Linked DNA regions of Homo sapiens: all the other regions are linked to region 3. Evidence: chromatin contacts called from ENCODE Hi-C or POLR2A ChIA-PET data. All regions are on one chromosome and are shown on one strand. Each heading gives the region's core, a stretch centred on a gene start or an enhancer-like site at or near the end of the contact. The rest is flanking DNA. Distances are from core to core; before and after follow the strand shown. Region 1 has its middle 38 kb from the start of TFB1M. Region 2 overlaps TIAM2 (TIAM Rac1 associated GEF 2). Region 3 holds the start of IPCEF1 (interaction protein for cytohesin exchange factors 1).

Region 1 (4,023 bases), core at 570-3,069, 990 kb after region 3:
CGCCCAGTGAGGAGGAATGAGATGGGGGACCCTCTTAAAAAAAACAGCCTGGCCATGTTTTCATAGAGCTGCTGCGCTGTGCTGGGGACCCACTTCAGCCCCTGGTTACCTCAGACTCTCCAAAGCTAGAAACCTGGAATGTCTCAGTTGGCCGAACAGCAAAGGTGGTGGCATGCCCCTCCTTCTGGGAGCTCCATCTCAGGGAGGTGTAACACTGCTACCGGTGGCTGGCTGCAGTTCCAAGCCAGTGGGTCTTATCCCGCGAGGTGCCATGGAAGTGGGGTCTGCAGGCTGTTGCTGCTCAGCCCTTTTGATTCAGTTCCCTTCCTAGGGATATATTCAGGGGTCTAACCTCCCACTTTGTTGGAGTTGCAGCTGCTTTTGTTGGGAAGCCCAGAAAGCCTGGGTATCTAAGGCTCCCAGGTCTCTGCATGTGCCTGAGTGGCTGCTCTGCCAAGACTCCAGAGCTCTGTGCCAGACTGAAGGCCCTGGTGGCATGGGTTCACAGGGGGATCTCCTGACCTAAGAGTTGCAAAGATCCATGAGGGAAGCATGGGTTCCTGGGGTCACACATTCACTCACCACCTCCCTGGGTAGAGGAGGTTCCCCTGGCTCTGTGTTACTCCTGGGTGGGCTATCAACCTGCCTTGCTTTTCTCGATTCTCTGTGGGTTGAATTGTTTCTTTGATTAGACCCAATGCATTTACCTGGATGTATCAGTTGAAAATGCTGTATTTATGCACCCCTTCCATTCCTTTCTGTGAGAGCAGTGCACACTAGCTACTTCTAGTTGGCCATTTTCTCAGGTATTTCCTATATTCTCTTAAACCTTTCAGTCCTTCAACGCGCAGTCTCCCTCCTGCCTCAGGGCCTTGGCACATACTTTATTTTTCCTTGCCTGCAACGTTCTCATCTCTCTCTTGATCCCCCTCTCTGAACTTCCTCTAAGTTAATGTCTATTTATTAAAATCTCAGCTCAATCATTGCTTCTTTATTGACCCACAACCCCCCCAATCCCACAACTCTATCAGGTTCCCCCTTTTTATCTTTCCAGGTAGCAACTTCTACTTTTCCTTCTTATCAGTCATCATGATTTGTAATTGCTTACTTTTTAATGATTATTTAATCAATATTTCTCTCCTTTTGTTTACAAATTTTCTAGCACCTGGCCCAGTGAAGAACACTCAATAAATATAATTAAAGAAATATGTAAGAGAAGATAGAATTTTTATTGCACATTAACAAAAGAAATGAAAGAATCCACCTTTTTGAAAATTTAAAAATAAACCAAAATTTCTTATAGGCTGAGACATTGATCCATATAATTTGGTATAAACTTTGTTTGCTGATGAAGAGAGGGAAGTGGGGAGATGGGATGTAACTAATCTAGCAGCAATGAAAAAACAAAATTTTTCTGGTGAAATAAGTAATGGTTTTCTGGTTGAATAATTCTACACACAGAAAATGATTGATTAGAGTTTCCTGCAAGCCTGGGCTATGCAAATATAGCAGGTGTCTATGTATATGCAAGGCTTGAACACAGTCTTCAGTTACTTTTTTGGGAAAGCTGCCCCAGTTTAGTTTTGAGTCATATTTCTACATCTGTCACTATGTTCTAATCATTACCCAAACAGGTATCAGACATGACCACGTAGGCAAAATAAATAAATAAATAATAAAATTTAAAAAACCCAATTTTGGCTTTAAAGTGTCTCAGCATGGATAATGTGGATGAATGGATACATGTTCTAATCTACTTATATCTACTTATTTCTGTTTCAATTTTAAAAAGTGATAGAGCACTCATGAAGGCATAAGTATTGCCTAACAAGTTAACTGGAGCCTCAGTTAATATGTGCTACATTAGCTGAATGAATGAGTGAATGACTAAAATTTGACAGAAAAAAGATTGTGAGATCTGTGGGATTCTTTCCTTTCCTTTTCTTTTTCTTTCTTTCTTTCTTTTTCTTTTTCTTTTTTTTTTTGAGATGGAGTTTCACTCTTGTTGCCCAGGTTGGAGTGCAATGGCGTGATCTCGGCTCACCACAACCTCCGCCTCCTGGGCTCAAGTCATTCTCCTGCCTCAGCCTCCTAAGTAGCTGAGATTATAGTCATGCACCACCACGCCCAGCTAATTTTGTATTTTTAATAGAGATGGGGTTTCTCCATGTTGGTCAGGCTGGTCTTGAACTCCCGACCTCAGGTTATCTGCCTGCCTCGGCCTCTCAGAGTGCTGGTATTATAGGCATGAGACACCGCACCCAGCCAGATCTGTGGGATTCTTCACTTGATCTTGTGGCGATCTGAGATAACCAAAATCTATTTTGAGAATTAACTCTTCACTTAAGAGCTTCTAGTACAAACTACATGGTTCCTTTGGCAAGTACTTTTTATGTGGCACTAAAGATGCCCTAAGGAGCTTTAGAAAAATCAATGAGAAAGATCCACTTGGTTCCAGAAAGTGTTTTACATTTCAGGAAGGTCAGTGAATCAGTGTTTCTGGTTCATTTCAGCCTAACTGCATTCTATTTGAAGTAGTTTTTTAAATGGTCATCTCCTGATCACTTTTTCTTTTAGGTCTCATTAAGCTTAAAGGGCTTCACCTCAAAGGGACCCTGATCACTAAAAAGTTATTTCTGGATGGAGTGATGTTAGCCAGTTAGAGGATTGGGGGTCACTTGCTCTTATCTTCCCTCAGTAAGAATCCCATCCACAGAAAAAAGTCTCCTTCTGGGTCTCTGAGATTCAGGTAGAAGGCTGTGAAACCTGGTGGAGCCCAAGACCTAGGATAGTGGTTTTGAGAGTGCAGACCTGCACCTAGGTGTCAGACTGGCTGACTGTGCTTCTGAGTTCAAACCTCAAACCAGCCCCATTCCCTAAAGGCTTGCCTTGAACCTACAAACAAAACAATTTTCCAAAGGGTCCAGGAGGAATCATGCACACTATTGCCTCAGCAGAAAGGCTCATCTGCTTGCTGACATCAGTTTCAGTAGTAGACTTGAAAGTTATCCTGCAACTTGGCTCTAGTCCCTTTCAGCTGTGTTCCCAGCTTAGTATTGCTCACACAGGATGCAGAGGGAGACTCACCCATTTGAGTTACTGAGACAGACTTACTGGCCTCTGTCTTCACAGATTTTGAAGGGGCCCAGTCTTGGTGCTAGTACTTCTCTGCCCCAGCCTGGGAGATATTCTTTCCACACAGGGAACTGTTGGGATATTTACCTGTCCAAGCCTTTGTGACAGGTTTTTAAGTCTCTGTCCCACCGAAAATCATGAAGGGGCTCAGTCTCAGTTCCAGTTCTTCACACTGCAGTCAGGAAACGATCCTGCCTTTGCATGGAACTGCTGGGAGACACACCTATCTGAGCCACTTGGACAGGCTTGCCAGCCTCTGTTGCACAACACATCCTGAAGGGACCCTGTCTTGGCTCCAGCCCCTCTCTGCCATGGCCTGGGAGTAATTCTGTCTACACAGAACTACTAGCCAGTCTGAACCACCAGGACAGTCTTGCCAGCCTCTGTTCCACAGCAGATCCTGAGTGAATTTTGACAACAAGCAGTCACTAGTTCTGCTACATCAGGGAGTTTAAAGCCCACCTCAGACCCTTCTCAGAGAGAGAGGCAAATCTCAACTGTACATTTGTACTGAGTATAGCAGTTGGTTCATCTGTCCCAATCCACATTACCTCAAGACTCCTCCTACAGCCCTGTTCAACTGCTGGATTCAAAGAGTGATACCACCTGATCAGAGAATACTCCTATTTCAGCCAGATCACAGGCAATTGCAATTCTGATTCCATAGCTCAGTCTGACTTCAGAATTAAGCCAGTGGTCTTTTTGGATAGCAGAACCAAGCCAGTTGCCCCACACAAATTCAGAGCAAAGGTAGCAGCCCAGTCATCTAGAGAACCTGAGAGCAAGCTCTGCCTGCCCAGAGTCATTACTAGCTGACCAATCTAGAAACATAGGCTAGAATAAACAGTGAAGGTCTATTCCTGCCAAAGAACACTTGTGAAGGCTGGA
Region 2 (4,007 bases), core at 1,232-3,731, 810 kb after region 3:
CATCTGTCAGATATTTGATTCAAGTGGCAGCCATGGATTTTCTGGAACTCAGCTACCTCAAAACTCCAGTAACTCCAGTGAGGTAAACTTTGCTATAGATGGCCGCCATCTTGTTTTACATGAATGACACAAATGCTAACTTTTTCTGTTTTTTTTTGTTTGTTTTTGTTTTTGTTTTTGAGACGGAGTCTGGCTCTGTTGCCCAGGCTGGAGTGCAGTGGCACGATCTTGGCTCACTGCAAGCTTCGCCTCCCGGGTTCATGCCATTCTCCTGCCTCAGCCTCCCGAGTAGCTGGGACTACAGGCGCCCGCCACCACGCCCGGCTAATTTTTTGTGTTTTTAGTAGACATGGGGTTTCACCGTGTTAGCCACGATGGTCTCGATCTCCTGACCTTGTGATCCACCCACCTCGGCCTCCCAAAGTGCTGGGATGACAGGGTGAGCCACAGCACCCGGCCACAAATGCTAACTTAAGCGAGGAATGCTGGTTCAGAATCTTTACATGAACTCCTTGAAAATAGATTTATAATTAAAATGGTCCCAGTAGGTATTCTCTAAAGAGATAGTCTTGAATGCCAAGCATTTTGGAGGTATCTAACCTCATGTTAACTCCATTTTAAAATTAGTGACATGACTAGACTGAAGTCATAATAATATCTTTGATTTATACATCTCTATTCCTCAGCAGTACTTACCTTCGTTTGAGAGTTCAGTGAATACAAAATTGCATTTTCCTCTCAGGGTTGTCAGGGATCTTCACATAGATAGTACATTCTATGCTGTGTCTCTCCAGGCGCCGTCAAGGGGAGCCTGAGTAATGTCTCCTCATCCCTAGAATTGCTTCTGACCAAACAAATCCTCAGAATGATTTCTGAATGAAATCCTAGAGCATGAAATCCCAGATGTGCCTATGCCTCTTCCTAGTGCCTTTTTCAAACCCACAACATCCCCATGAAGCTGTGTTATTTAATTTCTCCTCCACCAAATAATTTTTTTTTTTTCAGATGGAGTCTCACTCTGTTGCCCAGGCTGGAGTGCAGTGGCGTGATCTCGGCTCACTGAAACCTCTGCCTCCCAGGTTGAAGCAGTTCTTCTGCCTCAGCCTCCTGAGTAGCTGGGATTACAGGCACCTGCCACCAAGGCTGGCTAATTTTTGTATTTTTAGTAGAGATGGGGTTTCACTATGTTGGCCAGGCTGGTCTTGAACTCCTGACGTCGCGATCCACCCACCTCAGTCTCCCAAAGTGCCGAGATTACAGGCGTGAGCCACTGCACCCAGCCAGTTCTTACTCTGCACTTACCATCTCTTACTGTTAGCCACTCTGTCAAGTGCGTATGTCATGGCTCCCAGGAAAGCTTGTAATCGATATAGTTTATATATGCCCTATTTCTATTAGATGTAGTCATTTAATGGCTGAGGATGACTGATTTGTAATAAAGGCCCATAATTTTAGGGTCCTATCTCTTCCAGCATTATATAACAATGTAAAATTCTTACTTTGAAAGTTAAGAGGCCTGGCATGGTGGCTCGTGCCTGTAATCCCAGAATTTTGGGAGGCTGAGTCAGGTGGATCATTTGAGACTAGCCTGGGCAACATGGTGAAACCCTGTCTCTATCAAAAATGCAAAAAATTATCCGAGTGTAGTGGCTTGCTCCTCGGAGGCTGAGGTGGGAGGATTGCTTGAGCCTGGGAGGCAGAGGTTGCAGTGAGCCAAGATCGCACCACTGCACTCTGACCTGGGTGGCAGAGTAAGACCCCATCCCTGAAAAAAGAAAGTTATGAAACTATAGCATCAGTACACTTCCTATTAACAGAGTTTATGTTGGACTTTGAAAATAAATTTTGCTGATGTAGCCACTTACAGTGAGAATTTAAGCTTAGTGCTTAAGATGGGCTCAAATCAACAGGTCCCATCGATGCTCTAAGGAGTGAGAAGAAACTATGATTTCTGCATTTGTTTTACTCCTATTTGTTTTAGCTAAGCATTACTTGTGATGTAGGGATACTGAAGAAATTCCTTTCATTTATAGGACAATTTTAATGCAGCCTCTGTAATTTCTGTGCTATCGTACCCAGATAACTAGATTCAGATAGAATGGCAGATAGAACTAAGGGTGTAATTTGTTTTTTTATATCTCTGGGACTTAAAATTCTGCCTGAGCTGGCTAAATAATTAATATTTCATTTTGCTACTTTTCATCTGCTAATCATTCTTGGAGAATACTTGTAACCTGCACAAACCTATTTTTATACAATAAGTACATTACGCCCATTTCTATAACACAGAAAGGCTGTTGTGAGGGAGGGGCCGTGTGCATTTTAAACTATTTCACTCTAATTGATGCATCATATAACAGCCCAACAGTGAGTCACCCTAATTCAAAATCTGTTAAGTCTGGAATAAAGCCAGTCTTACTTGAACATTTTTTTAGAGGACACTTTGGCTTGCCAAAAATGAAAGCTTTTCATAACGAACGTCTGGATGAGTAATAGTGAGTCTTACACGGCCTTTGAAGGGAGGTGTTTGTCATGGAGATTGTGACAACAAAGTCCCCACTAAGGCTCAGATGGCGGCAACCCCAGAAGCTTCATTGCAGAAATTGTGACAGCCCCTGGGCCTTGGCCCCTTCTTCTGGAAAATTGGCTTGGGGTATTCCAACTTTCTGTGGCAGTGAGTGAATGCAGTATTGTCATCTTAGTCATGAGCTGTAAACTGAAAAAAAAACCTAAAAAACCCCAAAAAACCCCAAAACCAAAACAAACCCCCTAATATTGTTTTCTTAAATGGAAAATATGAATGAAACAGCTTACTCTTCACCACAGTATGGTAATCTGTTTAGAGAGAATATTAATACACAACCCTACATAGCATATATATATGCATACAGCTAGCGAGCTAGCTAGATCCATCTTTGTTTTTCTTTCATATCAACCGATGTGTGGGCCTCAGTCCAAGAAGGAAATAAACACTTTCTCTTCTATGACATTTTACTGTTGTTAAGAAAACTGGGAGCGTGCAACTCCCTTTTGTGTTTTCTCCTCATCTCCCTTGCAAATAGACTTTCCTTTTATCAGCCACTGTGGTGGTTTGGGCCCATTTGTGACAGCCAGATTGTGATTTTGCTACTCACTTCCCTTCAGTGATCCAAGTAGTAATTACAAGCCATTTGATCCAAAAGCATCTGCTGTGAGAACACACGGAGTTTCAATTTTTTCTCCTTGCTGCATACTGAGCATAAGTAATTTGACATGTGGTTTCAGGACCATTGATGTAATAATAATAATAATAAATACTTCTGTGGAATGCCCTCCAAGGAGAGCTAAAGTGATTTGCAGACGTTCACTAGTCAGTCTGGAGTGACTGTGGCTGCAGCCCAGTGATGTTCCCGTGTCGTGATGGCCAGTTGGAGCTGACTGCAAGGTGATCTGAGCAGCAGTGGCCAGAACAGTGGCCCAGGGCTTTGGAACAAAGGATGATTCTCAGGAAGTTCTTTATAGTGGCCATCGCTGAAATGCAGTAGCTACTCCCAGTACAGTATAATGCCCTGATCCAGCCTCAGCTTCCAAAAAAAATCTTTACAATTTATGTCTTTCAAATGCAATTCCTCCCATCAGTCTCCTAACCACCCCACGAGGCTGGCGTTTTTAACCTCTTTTGAAGGTGAAGGAACAGAAGTGCAGAGGCACTAGATAACAGCCCCTAACAAGGCTGAGATTTGACCTGGATTGCCTTGCTATTATTGTATTTTTTCTGTCTCCATTTGCATTCTCAGGACCAGGAAACCTTGAAGAGGCTAGTTGGAAATATATATATATATATATATATATATATATATATATATATATATATTTTTTTTTTTTTTTTTTTTTTTTTTCTTTGATGGGAGGAAGTAGAGTAGGAGGCGTGGTAGGTGCGTAACAGTCCTGGCAAAGGTAGCCAACCGTGGAATTCTGGGTGGTTAAAAAGGTTAATTTAACATAGCAGCATCTTTGACATGGGTAAC
Region 3 (4,564 bases), core at 167-2,666:
TTCATCAACACATACACAAACTTACACCCTTTTCTTCCTTGCTTGCATGATGTGAGCAGAAAGAAATGTGTGTTCTTTCCATTTCTGTTTCTTTTCTTTCTTTCTTTCTTTTTTTTTTTTGAGATGAACTCTTGCTCTGTCACCCAGGCTGAAGTGCAGTGGCGCAATCTCAGCTCACTGCAACCTCCGCTTCCCGGGTTCAAGCAATTCTCCTGCCTCAGCTTCCCAGGTAGCTGGGATTACAGGTGCATGCTCCCACGCCCAGTTAATTTTTGTATTTTTAGTAGAGACGGGGTTTCATCATGTTGGCCAGGCTGGTCTCGAACTCCTGACCTCAGATGATCCACCCGCCTTGGGCTCCCAAAGTGCTGGGATTACAAGCGTGAGCCACCGCACCCGGCATTCTATTTTCTATTTTCTTTTCTTTCTTTTTTTTTTTCTTCCTGTAGAGATGAGGTCTCATTATTTTGCCCCCAGGCTGGTCTCAAACTCCTGACCTCAAGTGATCCTCTCGCCGTGGTCACCCAAAGTACTGGGATTACAGGTGTGAGCCATTGTGCCCAGCCCTCGGTTTCAATTTTCTACATAAAATAAATAACTCGATAGAAATTAGACTTTATCAAGGACAGCACTAGGAACACATAGGCCACTCAAGACTAATAGAGCCCACTGCTGTAGTCAAAGATGCTTCAGTGGGTTATAATTCTGACTTCTATAATTAAATACTTTCACATATACCCCAGCAAAGAAAAATCAAGTGCCCCAGACACCCTTACTAAAAGACTCTGAACCAACAACACCTAGCTTTCATTTTTATACCAGAGATATTTTGGCAAGCCTGAGACCTTTATCAAAGTGTAAAATGTCCCCCAGCTGCCTCCATGCAAAGGAAGCTCCCTTGCAAAGAACACACTTTCTCGAAAGAGGGCGGCCCCAGAGTGCTTCCCCAAATGAACTCCTCAGGACCCAAATACATGCTGAATTGTGCTTTTCTAAATCAAACCTGTGGTCTGCAGTCTAAACACCTATCAAGACAACACCCATTTAAGAAACATAAAAGCAGAGTGAGTACACAACTCTCTCCTCTTTCAAAGCTTTCACAGAATTAAAGAATCTTTAGCACCTGGCTTCCCAGATTACAGAGAGCTGAGTGAATATTACATCCCCAAAGTCATATTTCCTACCTCACTACTCTAAGGAGAGTGCTAGGGTATCCATTGCTTTGCCATCTTGATCTGTCAAGCAGTTACCTCTCATACATCAGCCAAGAAGTGACGTTACTTACATGCAATACAAAGAGAGTAAATCCAAGAGCAGTCTTATTCCTGGATTCAGAAGCCTCATAGTACTCTGAGGCCAAGCTTGAGGATTCTACTTAAAGCAGCCTCAGCTCTGGAAACTCAGTCAACCCAGAACTAACATTCAAAGCTGATCAGAGAGTAAAGCTCTTTCGAAAGAAGAGGAAGTATCATCTCCACTTCCTCAATCCTAACGTTCTTCCTTCTCATTGTTATGAAACCCTTCCTTGATGCCCATATCCAGGACACAGTACATGTAAGGCAAGCACACCCCATCTGCCTGAGTTCATTGATCACTAAGCACTGCCCAGTGTATTCATTTGCCGAGCACATTGGTGGAACAGTTCATGGTTCTGCTTTCCTGTTTTGGAGGCAAGGATGTTCATTTACAGGCATGGAGGGTGAGATGATCTGCAGAGTCATTCTCAGCATTTTTGGGTGAAATGCCACTTCAACCTCTTTAGGTTCAATCTTCTTTCAGATTTCCCTCTTTCCTCCTTTCCTAATCGTTCATAATGCTCTAATAAAGAGAGGGTACAGACACATTTGTAAAACGTATTTTAGGATAAAAATAAGTCTTAGCCTGCCATCTTTTGCAGTAGACATAGAAGAGTCTCTAACCACAAAACTTTTCTTTCCCACATTGGAAAAGGAAAATGGCAGGCTGAAAGTCAGAGATATTCCATCTCATTACAAATTCCTGCCCTCCCAATCTCCCTTTCAACACCAGCTTCTTGTTTCTCTATACCTTCTAGGGAAATGAATACAGCTGGGCGTGGTGGCAGATGCCTGTAATCCCAACCACTCAGGAGGCTGAGGCAGGAGAATTGCTTGAACCTGGGAGGCAGAGGTTGCAGTGAGCCGAGATCGCACCACTGAACTCCAGACTAGGAGACAGAGCAAGACTCCAACTCAAAATAAATAAATAAATAAATATGTATGTGTATATATATATATAATATATATATATAATATATATATTATATATATATTATATATATATTATATATAATATATATATTATATATATATTATATATATAATATATATATTATATATATTATATATATATAATATATAAAATATATATATTATATATATAAAATATATATAATATATATAATATATATATAAAATATATATAATATATATAATATATATATAAAATATATATATAAAATATATATATATATAAAATATATATATATAATATATATATAAAATATATATATATAATATATATATAAAATATATATATATAATATATATATAAAATATATATATATATATATATATATATATATAGAATATATAGAATATATAGAAACCTAATCCCCAATGTGATTGTATTTAGAGGTGGACCTTTGGGGAGTGATTAGGTCATGAGGACAGTGCCCTCATGAATGGTATTAATTTTCTTATTAAAGAGAACCTGGAGATCTGCCCACCCCTCCACCATATGAGGACATGGCCAGAAGACAGTCACCTAGGAACGAGGAAGCAGGTCCTCACCAGACAATGAATCTGCTGGCGCCTTGATCTTGGATGTCCAGCCTCCAGAACTGTGAGAAATAAATGTCTTTTGTTTGTAAGCCACCCAGGCTACGGTGTTTTGATATAACAGCCTGAATGACTAAGACAAAGATAAAATGTAAACTAAATCTGTGGAGGAGTGAAAAAATGAAAGAAGATGCTGTACATTTTGAGCAGGAACAAAATGAAGGTTCTCTCAGCGGCTTCTTGTTTGTGTACACTTCTATTTCTGGAAGTGCTGCCTCATCTTCTCCCTATATTGAGTTGTCTTCTAGTTCCCTGCTTTACGTAGAAAAAAAAATGGTACTAGGTGATATTAAAGGAATTTAGTGGTATCAACAGCATGGCCTGGCTTCTCACCAGACATTTAGATGCCATCATCAAAGATATCCTCAAAAGACATGTTATTTACCTTTATGGGGCCAGAATAGAGCCACTTAAATTCTTTGAGCAAAGATGATTTGTAGAATTAGAATAATCCTCAAAACGGCCGGACTGTCAGTTCAAGATGACGGGCTGACCACAGATTTGCTCCCTCCCTCCCCAAAGACTCCGTTAAAATGAGAAAAGTATAAAAAGTTTATAGGGCCGGGCACGGTGGCTCACACCTGTAATCCCAACACTTTGGGAGCCCCAGGCTGGCAGATCATGAGGTCAGGAGATCGAGACCATCCTGGCTAACATGGTGAAACCTGTCTCTACTAAAAATACAAAAAATTAGCCACGCCTGGTGGCACGAGCCTGTAATCCCAGCTTCTCAGAAGGCTGAGGCAGGAGAATCGTTTGAACCTGGGAGGCGGAGGTTGCAGTGACCTGAGATCGCGCCACTGCACTCCAGCCTGGGTGACAGAGCGAGATTCCGTCTCAAAAGAAAAAAAAAGATATAAACCCACAATAACCCAAAAAAGGAGGAAAAGCATCAGAACTTGGGAGAGCACAACAGATTTCTGGCAGCCTGAAAGCCGATGGAGGAGCAATAACAGATGGAGGCAGGCAGGGGAACCACAATATCTCATTAGTTAGGAGAACACGGCGTTGGAGGAAATTGCCCGTGTGCGGTGCTGAATCCCTGAGAGGACCGGAACTCAAGCCAAAAGAAGCTAAGAGAGCTAAATGAGTGATAGGGTGACAGGACTGAAAACAGGAAGAGTAATTCAAAGTCTGTAAGAACTCAGCCCCTCCCATACCCCTCTTTCAAATCTCTCTGTCCGCCCAGCCTCTGCACAGCAAACACACACAATTCCAACCCCGGGCAGCATACCGAGGATTCGTCTCTACACATAGTGAAATCATGCAGAGAATACAGGCATTGTATGTGGATATGAGCACTCCACAGTCAGAACTCCACATTCTGGCAATAAGAGCCTCATCTAGCATGTGCTGGATGATGGATGATGTGCTTTTTTTTTTTTTTTTTTTTTTGAGACAGAGTCTTGCTCTGTCACCCAGGCTGGAGTGCAGTGGCATTAATTATCTCGGCTCACTGCAACCTCCGCCTCCAGGGTTCAAGTGATTCTCCTGCCTCAGCCTCCTGAGTAGCCAGGATTACAGATATGTGCCACCACACCCAGCTATGTTTTGTATTTTTAGTAGAGACAGTGTTTCACCATGCCGGCCAGACTGGTCTCAAACTCCTGACCTCAGGTGATCTGTGCACCTTGGCCTCCCAAAGTGATGGGATTACAGGCATGAGTCACCACGCCTGGCCTAGATATGCTTCTAATCAGTATCCT

The links. A loop is a pair of places that touch in the nucleus more often than their neighbours do. ChIA-PET counts read pairs that join two places held with the same protein, here RNA polymerase II (POLR2A). Pooled maps may share reads with other maps.
Region 1: a map with no recorded cell type shows a loop between it and region 3 (16-fold over the local background). The contact joins the enhancer-like site here to the promoter of IPCEF1 in region 3. A Hi-C loop is called at or near these places in 5 of 37 single-sample maps with no recorded cell type and 4 of 50 pooled maps. POLR2A ChIA-PET finds 5 or more read pairs at or near these places in 1 of 52 experiments (WTC11).
Region 2: a pooled map shows a loop between it and region 3 (7-fold over the local background). The contact joins the enhancer-like site here to the promoter of IPCEF1 in region 3. A Hi-C loop is called at or near these places in 4 of 37 single-sample maps with no recorded cell type and 9 of 50 pooled maps. POLR2A ChIA-PET finds 5 or more read pairs at or near these places in 2 of 52 experiments (PC-3 and activated B cell).

What each region holds. Positions count from the first base shown.
Region 1 is chr6:155,349,980-155,354,002 of GRCh38, forward strand. No RefSeq gene overlaps it. Among named protein-coding and RNA genes, the nearest start is that of TFB1M, 38 kb to the left of the region's middle. Within about 2 kb of position 1,820, at least 2 of the 41 ENCODE cell types and tissues checked have a DNase peak (open chromatin) inside an H3K27ac peak, as active enhancers do.
Region 2 is chr6:155,168,835-155,172,841 of GRCh38, forward strand. The region is part of intron 9 of TIAM2 (TIAM Rac1 associated GEF 2); the gene reads left to right. Among named protein-coding and RNA genes, the nearest start is that of CLDN20, 93 kb to the right of the region's middle. RefSeq lists enhancers at 2,413-2,472, 2,513-2,932, 2,963-3,022. Within about 2 kb of position 2,482, at least 18 of the 41 ENCODE cell types and tissues checked have a DNase peak (open chromatin) inside an H3K27ac peak, as active enhancers do; they include PC-3, where a contact is called at or near this core.
Region 3 is chr6:154,355,387-154,359,950 of GRCh38, forward strand. It overlaps IPCEF1 (interaction protein for cytohesin exchange factors 1), which reads right to left and starts at 1,417. Exons shown (of 12, transcript NM_001130700.2): 1 at 1,286-1,417. LOC105378067 (a long non-coding RNA gene) reads right to left here. Exons shown (of 3, transcript XR_007059823.1): 3 at 4,507-4,564.